2 separate regions of the Homo sapiens genome follow, and region 1 is linked to region 2. The links are chromatin contacts, found by Hi-C or POLR2A ChIA-PET in ENCODE. All regions are on one chromosome and are shown on one strand. The core of a region is the stretch at or near the end of the contact, and the rest is flanking DNA. Distances in the headings are between cores, read along the strand shown. Region 1 has its middle 91 kb from the start of MAP3K8. Region 2 has its middle 16 kb from the start of MAP3K8.

Region 1 (5,056 bases), core at 232-2,731, 110 kb before region 2:
ACTCAGGAGGCTGAGGCAGGAGAATCACTTGAACCCGGGAGACAGAGGTTGCAGTGAGGTAAGATCACACCACAGCACTCCAGCCTGCTGACAGAGCGAGACTTTTGTCTCAAAAAAAAAAAAAAAAATCATGAGGAAGAATGCACAGAAAGAAAAAACAATAGAACTAAATCCAAACTTCAACTAACACAACTAACATATAAAAAGATAATGACTACAATTAAAAATCGAAACGCAAACACCAGATTAGATACAATTAAAGACCAAATTAGTGGGATGGAGGATACTTTTGAATAAATTACTCAAAATGTACCCTACAGTGCCAAAAATAAAAATAAAAAATGAAAGTAATAAAGAGGTTAAGACACATAGCAGAGAAGGCCCAGCATGCATTGAGTCAGGAAAGCAGTAGCAGAGAATGTGTGTGAGAGGCAATATTAGCAAGGGTAGGACTCAGAATTTTGAGAATTGATACGGCCAGGTGTGATGGCTCATGCTTATAATCCCAGCACATTGGGACGTGGGAGGATTTTTTGAGTCAGGAGTTCAAGTCTAGCCTGGGCAACATAGTGAAACCCTATCTCAACAAAAAATACAAAAACGAGCCAGGTGTGGTGGCACATGCCTGTGGTCCCAGCTACTCAAGAGGCTGAGATAGGAGAATCGCTTGAGCCAAGAGGTTGAGGCTGCAGGAAGCTGAGATTGTGCCACTGCCCTCCAGCCTGAGTGACAGAGCAAGACCCTGTATCAAAACAAAGAAAGCAGGGTGCGGTGGCCTATACCTATAATCCCAACACTTTGGGAGGCTGAGGGGGGTTGATCACTTAAGGATGGGAGTTTGAGACCAGTCTGACCAACATGGTGAAACCCCGTCTCTACTAAAAATACAAAAATTAGCCAGATGGGGTGACATGCACCTGTAGTCCCAGCTACTTGGGAGGCTGAGGCAGGAGAAAACCTTGAACCAGGGAGGTGGACAGAGATCATTGATGTAATACATTCAGCAACTCCCACAGATCCCAAGCAGAATAATTGTTAAATGCATCCGGGGGCCAGGCACTGTGGCTCATGCCTGTAAGCCCAGCACTTTGGGAAGCTGAGGGTGATGAATCATCTGAGGTCGGGAGTTTGAGACCAGCCTGGCCAACATGGTGAAACCCTGTCTCTACTAAAAATACAAAAATTAGCCGGGCATGGTGGCGGGCGCCTGTAATCCCAGCTACTCAGGAGGCTGAGGCAGGAGAATCTCTTGAACCCAGAAGGCAGAGGTTGCCTTGAGCTGAGATTGCACCACTGCACTCCAGCCTGGGTGAGAAGAATGAAACTCTGTCTCAAAAAAAAAAAGAAGCATCTGGAAAGAAACAGCCAGAGAGAAAAGACATATGATCTACAAAGGAGTGAAAATAAAATGAACAGCTAATTACTCAGCAGCAAAAGTGAAAGTCAGGAAACTGTAGATTATTATCTTCAATATTAGTGCCGTGAGAAAGTGAGTATTGACAGGAAACTGCCTGCCCAAACAAGGCAATTCTTAAAAGAAAAAAGTAAAATTGTGACATCTTGAAGATGTTTTTGAAAGATTGTTTTTGAAAAAGCAATACTGAGAATAATTACCATTAACAGACTCTCAAAAACTCTAAAATATACAATTCCCAATAAAAGGAAATGATCACAGAGAAGTCTGAGATACAAGAAAGATTGGTGAATAAATAAAATGTGGGAACATTTTTTCTTTTGAGATGGAGTTTTGCTCTTCTTGCCCAGGTTGGAGTGCAATGGCGCAGTCTCGGCTCACTGCAACCTCCGCCTCCAGGGTACAAGTGATTCTCCTGTCTCAGCCTCCTGAGTAGCTGGGATTACAGGCGCCTGCCAACGCGCCCGGCTAATTTTTTTTTTTTTTTTTTTTTAGTAGAGATGGGGTTTCACCATGTTGGCCAGGCTGGTCTCGAACTCCTGACCTCGGGTGATCCACCCACCTTGGCCTCCCAAAGTGTTGGGATTACAGGTGTGAGCCACCGTGCCCTGCTATTTTTTTTTTTTTAAACTGAGTCTTAATCTGTTACCCAGGCTGGAGTGCAGTGATGTGATCTCGGTTCACTGCAATCTCCATCTCCCAGGTTCAAGTGATTCTCCTGCCTCAGCCTCCTGAGTAGCTGGGATTACAGGTGCCCTCCACCATGCCCAGCTTATTTTTGTATTTTTAGTAAAGACGGGGTTTCACCATGTTGGCCAGGCTGGTCTTGAACTCCTGAACTCAGGTGATCCACCCACCTCGGCCTCCCAAAGTGCTGGGATTACAGGCATGAGCCACCATGCCTGGCCTAAATGTGGGAAAATATAAATTCACTGATTATGTTAACCAATATAATGGTTAACATATATTGTGTTGAACATTATATGTGTGAAGTTGAACATTACTGGACAACAATGGTATGTTAACTGTGAGTGGAGAGATTGATGTTAAAGCATTCTGAGGTTCTTTGATTTGGGAGCAGAATAAAGTTTATTAGTTAACTTTGGATTAGGTAAAATATTCATGTGAAATATTAATAATCAATTGCAACCAATAAGGTAAGGAAAAAATGGCGGGGGGAAGGGAGTATCTCAATCAATGTGGTTAAATCTCAAAAACATAATTTTGTGCCAAACCAAGTTTACATAGTACAATAAAGCTTAAAAATAAGCAATATTCAGTAATGTATTTATTACTTAGAGATAAGTAAAAATTGGCAAAATTATAAAGAAAGGCAAAGAAGTAATTAATGAAAGGCAAAGAGGTAATTAACAAAATCAGGATCATAATTAGCTCTGGGAAAAGAATGGGAAAAGGTATTTGGTAATGTTTATTACTTAAGTTGGGTTAAAATATTTATATTCTTTTATTAGCATTTGTATTAATATTAGTGTTAGTATTATTTGAAATGTACATAGGCATTATAGAAACTGCTTCTTTATGGGGTTTTTATTTTTTATTTATTTATTTATTTATTTATTTATTTTTTTTTTTTTGAGACGGAGTCTCGCTCTGTCGCCCAGGCTGGAGTGCAGTGGTGCCATCTTGGCTCACTGCAACCTCCGCCTTCCAGGTTCAAGCAATTCTCCTGCCTCAGACTCCTGAGCAGCTGGGACTACAAGCATGTACCACCATGCCCAGCTAATTTTTGTATTTTTACTAGAGATGGGGTTTCACCAGTTTGGCCAGGATGGTCTCAATCTCTTGACCTCATGATCTACCCACCTCGGCCTCCCAAAGTTCTGGGATTACAGGTGTGAGCCACTGTGCCCAGCTTAGAAACTCTTTTAAAATTTGAAGTATGTTTGTACTTACATTTCTTTGCTATTGCAGGCCGGGCGCAGTGGCTCACACCTATAATCCCAGCATTTTGGGAGGCCGAGGCAGGTGGATCACCTGAGGTCAGGAGTTTGAGACCCGCCTGGCCAACATGGTGAAACCCAGTCTCTACTAAAAGTACAAAAATTAGCCAGGTGTGGTGGCACTCAGCTCACTGTGGTCAGCAGTGAGCTGAGATTGTACTACCGCAATCCAGCCTGGGCGACAGAGCAAGACTCTGTCTCAAAGAAAAAAAAGAAAAATTTGTTTGCTATTGCTGAGAAATACACTACAGACACCAAAACTCAGCGATTATAGACAAGAATCATTTACAACCACTCATATTTACACAGATGGTTTGGGGCTCTGCTAATCTAGGCTGGGTTGGACTAGGGGGCAGAGAAGGATACACTGCTTCTTGGGAGGAACTATAAAGTCACATGTGGCCGGGCACGGTGGCTCATGCCTGTACTCCCACCACTTTGGGAGGCTGAGGTGGGTGTATCATCTGAGATCAGGAGTTCAAGACCAGCCTGAACGACATGGTGAAACCCCGTGTCTACTAAAAATACAAAAATTATCTGGGGGTGGTGGTGCGCGCCTGTAATTCCAGCTACTCAGGAGGCTGAGGCAGGAGAATCACTTGAACCTGGGAGGCGGAGGTTGTGGTGAGCTGAGATCATGCCACTGAACCCCAGCCTGGGCGACAGAGTGAGACTTTGTCTCAAAAAAAAAAAAAATTCACCCTCGATATTTCACATAGGTTCTTTTCTATTTTCCCTAAGTGTCGGCCAGTCTGAGAAATAAAGGGAAAGAGTACAAAAGAGAGAAATTTTAAAGCTGGGTGTCCAGGGGAGACATCACATGTTGGCAGGTTCTGTGATGCCCCACAAGCTGCAAAACCAGCAAGTTTTTATTAGTGATTTTCAAAAGGGGAGGGAGTGTACGAATAGGATGTGGGTCACAGAGATCACATGCTTTCAGAGCAACAAAAGATCACAAGGCAGGAGGTCAGGGCGAGATCACAAGGTCAGGGTGAAACTAGAATCACTAATGAACTTCCATGCCCCACTGTGTACGCATTGTCATTGATAAACATCTTAACAGGGTTCAAGAGCAGAGAACCGGTCTGACTAGAATTTGTCAGGCTGGAATTTCCTAATCCTAGCCAGCCTGGGGGCGCTGCAGGAGACTAGGGCGTGTTTCATCCCTACCTACGTCTGCATAAGGCAGACACTCTCAGGGCAGCCATTTGAGAGGCCCCCCCGGGAATGCATTCTTTTCCCAGGGCTGTTAATTATTAATATTCCTTACTGGGGAAAGAATTCAGTGATACTTCTCTTACCCGTTTTTGGTAATAAGAGAAATATGGCTCTGTCCTGCCTGGCCCACAGGCAGCCAGACTTTAAGGTTATCTCCCTTGTTCCCTGAAAATCGCTGTTATCCTGTTCTTAAGGTGCCCAGATTTCATATTGTTCAAACACACATGCTCTACAAACAATTTCTGTAGTTAACGCAATCATCACAGGGTCCTGAAGCGACATTCATCCTCAGCTTATGAAGATGACGGGATTAAGAGATTAAAGTAAAGACAGGCATAGGAAATCACAAGTATTGATTGGGGAAGTGATAAATGTCCATGAAATCTTCACAATTTATGTTCAGAGATTGAAGTAAAGACAGGCATAAGAAATTATAAAAGTATTAATTTGGGGAACTAATAAA
Region 2 (5,415 bases), core at 297-2,796:
AGCCACTGGCCAGTCCCCCTCACTTATGCATGCAGCCCTCAGTTGACACCAAGTTGCCTCCCACATCCTTGTTTGCCTGAAACCCACCACCATGAGTGGTTCTAGCTAAGTCAACTGCTGCCCAGTTGGGTCCCCCAGTTTTATCCCTCAGATCCAAGATTCACAGAGCATAGTCTGGGTGCAGAGACCTCCTGGCAGAAGGAGATACTGGAATATTGAGATGTACCTTCTTGGCTCTAGTTAGTTACATTTGGGGAAACTTCAGATGCTCCCCATCCTGATGCACAGATTATAGCTCTAACTGCTCTCAGAAGAACAGCAAATTAGAGAGCATACCAAGAGTTTATACTTTTTAAAAGCTTAAATCTGATTTCAAAACAATTCCTGTTTACTAAAGACTTGCTAGAAAATAGGGATAATGAAATTTACCCACCAATCCCAACACTCAGATCAACAATAATTGCTGTCAACATTTTAGTGAACATCGTTCTGATTTTGTAAAGCACAGATATTAAGATTTTGTAACCTTTATCTCTGGCACCTGCTTCTAAAATCAGCTTTGCAAGTGAGAAGAAAAGAATAACCACTATATCGTTTAAAAGACAATTCTGCTCCTTTATCCGTTCATGCAACAAATATTTGAGTGTGTAGTATATGCCAGTCACAGTTTTAGGTGCTGGGGAGCAGCAGTGCACAAAACTCAATGGCCTTCATGGAGTCTAGAGTTTTGTCAGGGAGAGAGAGACACTGAACAAATAAATAAATACACATAAGTGCACAATTTATGACACGTTTCAAGAGGAAATGAACAAGGTGAAGGAAGTGAATGGGATGGGGAGAGATACTTTGGGACTAGAACTTACTTAGGTCAGGGAGAATATTTCTGAGACTGTGACGCTCACATAAACATAATGTTCTAGATTATAGCAGCCTGGTATAAGTCAAAAGTCACTGTGGATGAATAAACATTTGTCACTTAAGTCCGTGTTTCAATTTTGTTATTAATTGATATGGACAGATCTTGCCACTGCATTCTAGCCTGGGCAACAGAGCAAGACTCGGTCTCAAAAAAAAAAAGAAAAGAAAATAATATTATAAAGAAATGTTGCTTTACATAGTCCCCATAAATACACCATAATCAAATACAATCAATTACACAGTATTTGAACCTGTTTTAGTCCCTGGTGGAAAGTCTGAGGTAAAAGAAAAAAATATGGGCTTTAGTGTTATATAACATCCAGATGCCAATTTTTTTCTTTTTTGGCCTGATACTAGCTGTTGATTTAGAAAAGCTATTTAATCCCTTTGAGCTTTACTTTCCTTGATTATAGGAAAAAAAAAAAGGCATAAATAGAGTGAAAAAAGTTAACCTTCTTGATGCCAGAGAAATAGAGTAGCGCTTGGTGGTGGATGGGTTTTTCTTTCAACTCAATAGGGCTCTGTTAGTAACAGAAACCCCGCATGGAGGTTTCTCCAGTGCCTGGAGAAACCTGGGTAACCGACTCAGCAGGTTGAAGCCTTATCACTGTGGCTTTTCTTTTTAAGATATGGAAACTTCCGGTTTCCTTTTGTGCCTCTTTTATTTCACTTACTTTATTGCATCACAAGCTATGTGGTAGTGGTTTCATTTTTACCATGTGAACTGGATTATCCCACTGCAAATCTCCCTTGAGTTCTTGGAAAAATATCTAACATTGATAAGAAACAGGAAAATTTTAAGAAAATACCCAACTAAGGAACTATTGAATGTTTGACATAGTTTGCAGAGGCTTTAGGAGATCTTAACAGGTTCTTTTTTTCTTTCTTTTCTTTTCTTTTGAGACAGGGTCTCCCTCTGTCATCCAGGCTGGAGTATAGTGGCACAATCCCGGGTCACTGCAACCTCCACCTCCAGGGTTCAAGCGATTCTCCCGCCTCAGCCTCCTGAGTCGCTGGAATTACAGTGTGCGCCACCACAGCCTGGCTAATTCTTGTACTTTTAGTAGAGACGGGGTTTCACCATTTTGGTCAGGCTGATTTCAAACTGCTGACCTCAGGTGATCTGCCCACCTTGGCCTCCCAAAGTGCCGGGATTACAGGCCTGAGTCACCTCCCCTGGCAACAGTTTCTTTCTTTCTTTTTTACTTTCTCTCTTTCTTTCTTTCTTTCTTTCTTTCTTTCTTTCTTTCTTTCTTTCTTTCTTTCTTTCTTTCTTTCTTTCTCTTTCTTTCTTTCCTTCTTTCTTTCTTTCTTTCCTTCCTTTTTTCCTTCCTTCCTTTCTCTTTCTTCCCTCTTTCTTTCCCTCCCTCCCTCCCTTCCTTCCTTCTTTCTTTTTTATTTTTGAGACAGAGTTTAGCTCTGTCACCCAGGTTAGAGTGCAGTGGCGTGATCTTGGCTCACTGCAACCTGCACCTCCTGGATTCAAGCGATTCTCCTACCTCAGCCTCCTGAGTAGCTGGGATTACAAGCGCCTGCCACCATGCCCCACTAATTTTTTTTCTTTTAGTAGAGATGGGGTTTCACCATGTTGGACAAGTTTGTCTTGGACTTCTGACCTCTAGTGATCTGCCTGCCTCGGCCTCCCAAAGTGCTGGGATTACAGGTGTGAGCCACCATGCCCAGCTAACAGTTTCTTTAGAAAGGTCAGTTTAAAGGCCTGTTTTTGTGTCTCAGGGAACTACATGGAGTGTTTGTTTTTTAATACACTGGGACAAAGAAGAGCAAGCCTAGTGTTTAATGTCCTGAGCCTTTAGCTATGTGGCTGCCCAGGCGGGCTTTTCTTTTCCTAACCCAGCTGGATTGCCATAGACCAACGAGAAGTGGCTTGACCCAGGAAGAAAACATGGGTTCTATCCCCAGGAGTGGAGTCAGAGTATTTCCCAGATGCTGGTCCCCATCCAACTAGAGGCTGTTTCCTCTGCCTTGCAACCACTGGCAGGTACAGGCACTTCTGCCCACAAGACAGTCTGGCAGCAGTAGCATTTCCTAAGAGATCCAGTGACAGATGGCTCTGACAGGATACAACAGCCTGCAGAGGAAAGAAACACGGGACAGCAATCTCTCTTGTCTCTTGTCTCTTCCAAGGACACTTTTCTTCCTTTCTTATTCTGAAGAAAAGAAGACATGAGTTAGTACTAAATGTGGCAGGAATAGTGGGCCAGGCGCGGTGGCTCACTCCTGTAGTCCTAGCACTTTGAGAGGCCAAGTGGGGAGGATTGCTTGAGCCCAGGAGTTCAAGACCAGCCTGGGCAACATAGGGAGACGCTGTATCTACAAATAAATAAATAAATAAATAAAATTAGCTGGGCATGGTGGCATCCACCTGTAGTGCCAACTACTCTTGAGGCCGAGATGAGGGGATGGATCACTTAAGCCTGGGAGCTCCAGACTGCACTGCACTCCAGCCTGGGCAACAGAGTCAGACCCCATCTCAAACAAACAAACAAACAAAATAATAGAAATGAGTAATGCTGTACTTGTATGAGTGACTGTGCATCTGAATTCATGGAATTATTGGGGTCTAAGTTCATAGAACTCATTACTAAAGAGGGGATCACAGTTGAAAATCACATGTAAGTAAATTAATAAAAGTCTCTGAAATCTAAGTCAAAAATTAATATGGAAGCAAGCATAGAAAAAAAGCATCCACTTGGTCTGCATGGAGAAAAGTGCTTAACTCCAGCAATAACTGGATTTGATGAGATGTTTTTCATGTGGTAAAACATACTCTTTAGCGCTGTGCGTTATGGCTCATGCCTGTAATTTTAGCACGTTGGGAGGCTGAGGCAGAAGGATCCCTTGAGCCCAGGAGTTCGAGGCCAGCCTGGGCAACATAGGTAGACCTTGTCTCTATAAAAATAAAATAATAAAATAAAATGAAATAAAATGAAAAAAGAAGACCATATCCTTTTCAGAAAATTAAATACAAAGAGTAGGTGTGGTGGATCATGCCTATAATCCCAGCACTTTGGGAAGCCAAGACTGGAAGATCTCTTGAGCTCTAGAGTTTGATACCAGCCTGGGAAACATGGAGACAATCTGTCTCTACATAAAATACAAAAACTAGCCAGGTATGGAGGCTCGCTACTTGGGAGGCTGACGGGGGAGGACCGCTTGAACCCAGGAGTTTAAAGCTGCAGTGAGCTGTGTTCACACCATTGCACTCCAGCCTGGGTGACAGAGTGAAACTCTGTTTCAAAAAAAGAGAGAAAGAAAAGTAAATTAAAAAGTAAATCTAGAATTCCATGAATTATTGGCACACATCCAGTGATGGTCTTCAGTAATGGTTCTCATGCTTTAGCTAAAACCATTTATAAATGCTAAACCTTGTTTTAAAAAAAATACAGATTCCTGAATCGCACTTCTAGATATTCTGATGAAGTAATTCTAAGGGTGCAGCCCAGAAATCTATATTTTAGTAAGCTCACCAAATACTTCTGACTCACGAATCAGTTCCCTGGACCAACTTTAGAAACTATAGTCTCCCAAAAACAGAAAGAAAACTTACTTGGGAATACACAAAGCCAAACTGCAAGAACATTAGTGTCAGATTCCAAAATCCAATGTTCACACTTTAAAACATTTGCCTATGGGCACTGGTACATGACTTTCAGTCTCACTGATTCTTCATGGTCTCCATAGCAACAACGGCTTAGAAAAAGAAATCACAGAGGAAATAAGAAAATTGTTAATGCTACTTCTTTTTTTTTTTCTTTGAGATGGAGTTTCGCTCTGTCGCCCAAGCTGGAGTGCAGTGGCGTGATCTTGGTTCAGTGCAACCTCTGCCTCCTGGGTTTAAGTGATTCTCGTGCCTCAGACTCCCGAGTAGCTGGGATTACAGGTGCGTACCACCACACCTGGCTAATTTTTGTATTTTCAGTAGAGACGGGGTTTTGCCATGTTGGCCAGGCTGGTCTCGAACTCCTGGTCTCAAGTGATCCCCCTGGCTTAGCCTCCCAAAGTGCTGAGATTACAGACAGGTGTGAGCCACCACACCTGGCCAAAATAATGAAGTGTTTCATAATGATGATTTCTTACGCTAGATAAAATATTCTATTACTACCTGTATCCTAGGGTTTTGTGGGTGTTAACTGAGCCAATATACCTAAAATGCTTAGAACTATAAGTGGCTAATATTAATATTAATCACTTAATAAATGTAATATGTTAGCTGGGCATGGTGGCATGTATGTAGCTCCAGCTACTCTGGAGGCTATGGCAGGAGGATCACTTGAGCCCAAGAGTCTTAGGCCACAGTGACCTATGATTGTGCTTGTAAACAACCACTGCACTCCAGCCTGGGCATCATAGTAGACCCTGTCTCTAAAATATATATGTGTGTGTGTGTGTGTGTGTGTGTGTGTGTGTGTGTGTGTGTGTGTATGTGTATATGTGTGTGTATGTGTATATACGTGTGTATATATGTAAATATACATA

What was found. A loop is a pair of places that touch in the nucleus more often than their neighbours do. ChIA-PET counts read pairs that join two places held with the same protein, here RNA polymerase II (POLR2A). Pooled maps may share reads with other maps.
Region 1: a loop to region 2 is called in a map of ovary, with 4 times the contacts of the local background. The contact joins two enhancer-like sites. A Hi-C loop is called at or near these places in 118 of 168 maps with a recorded cell type or tissue (A673, B cell, CD14-positive monocyte and 66 more), 37 of 37 single-sample maps with no recorded cell type and 50 of 50 pooled maps. POLR2A ChIA-PET finds 5 or more read pairs at or near these places in 24 of 52 experiments (AG04449, CD4-positive, alpha-beta T cell, CD4-positive, alpha-beta memory T cell and 19 more).

The regions. Positions count from the first base shown.
Region 1 is chr10:30,522,221-30,527,276 of GRCh38, reverse strand. No RefSeq gene overlaps it. Among named protein-coding and RNA genes, the nearest start is that of MAP3K8, 91 kb to the right of the region's middle. Within about 2 kb of position 1,481, at least 3 of the 41 ENCODE cell types and tissues checked have a DNase peak (open chromatin) inside an H3K27ac peak, as active enhancers do; they include CD14-positive monocyte, CD8-positive, alpha-beta T cell and natural killer cell, where a contact is called at or near this core.
Region 2 is chr10:30,415,027-30,420,441 of GRCh38, reverse strand. No RefSeq gene overlaps it. Among named protein-coding and RNA genes, the nearest start is that of MAP3K8, 16 kb to the left of the region's middle. RefSeq lists enhancers at 1,614-1,683, 1,724-1,843. Within about 2 kb of position 1,546, at least 9 of the 41 ENCODE cell types and tissues checked have a DNase peak (open chromatin) inside an H3K27ac peak, as active enhancers do; they include CD14-positive monocyte, CD8-positive, alpha-beta T cell and natural killer cell, where a contact is called at or near this core.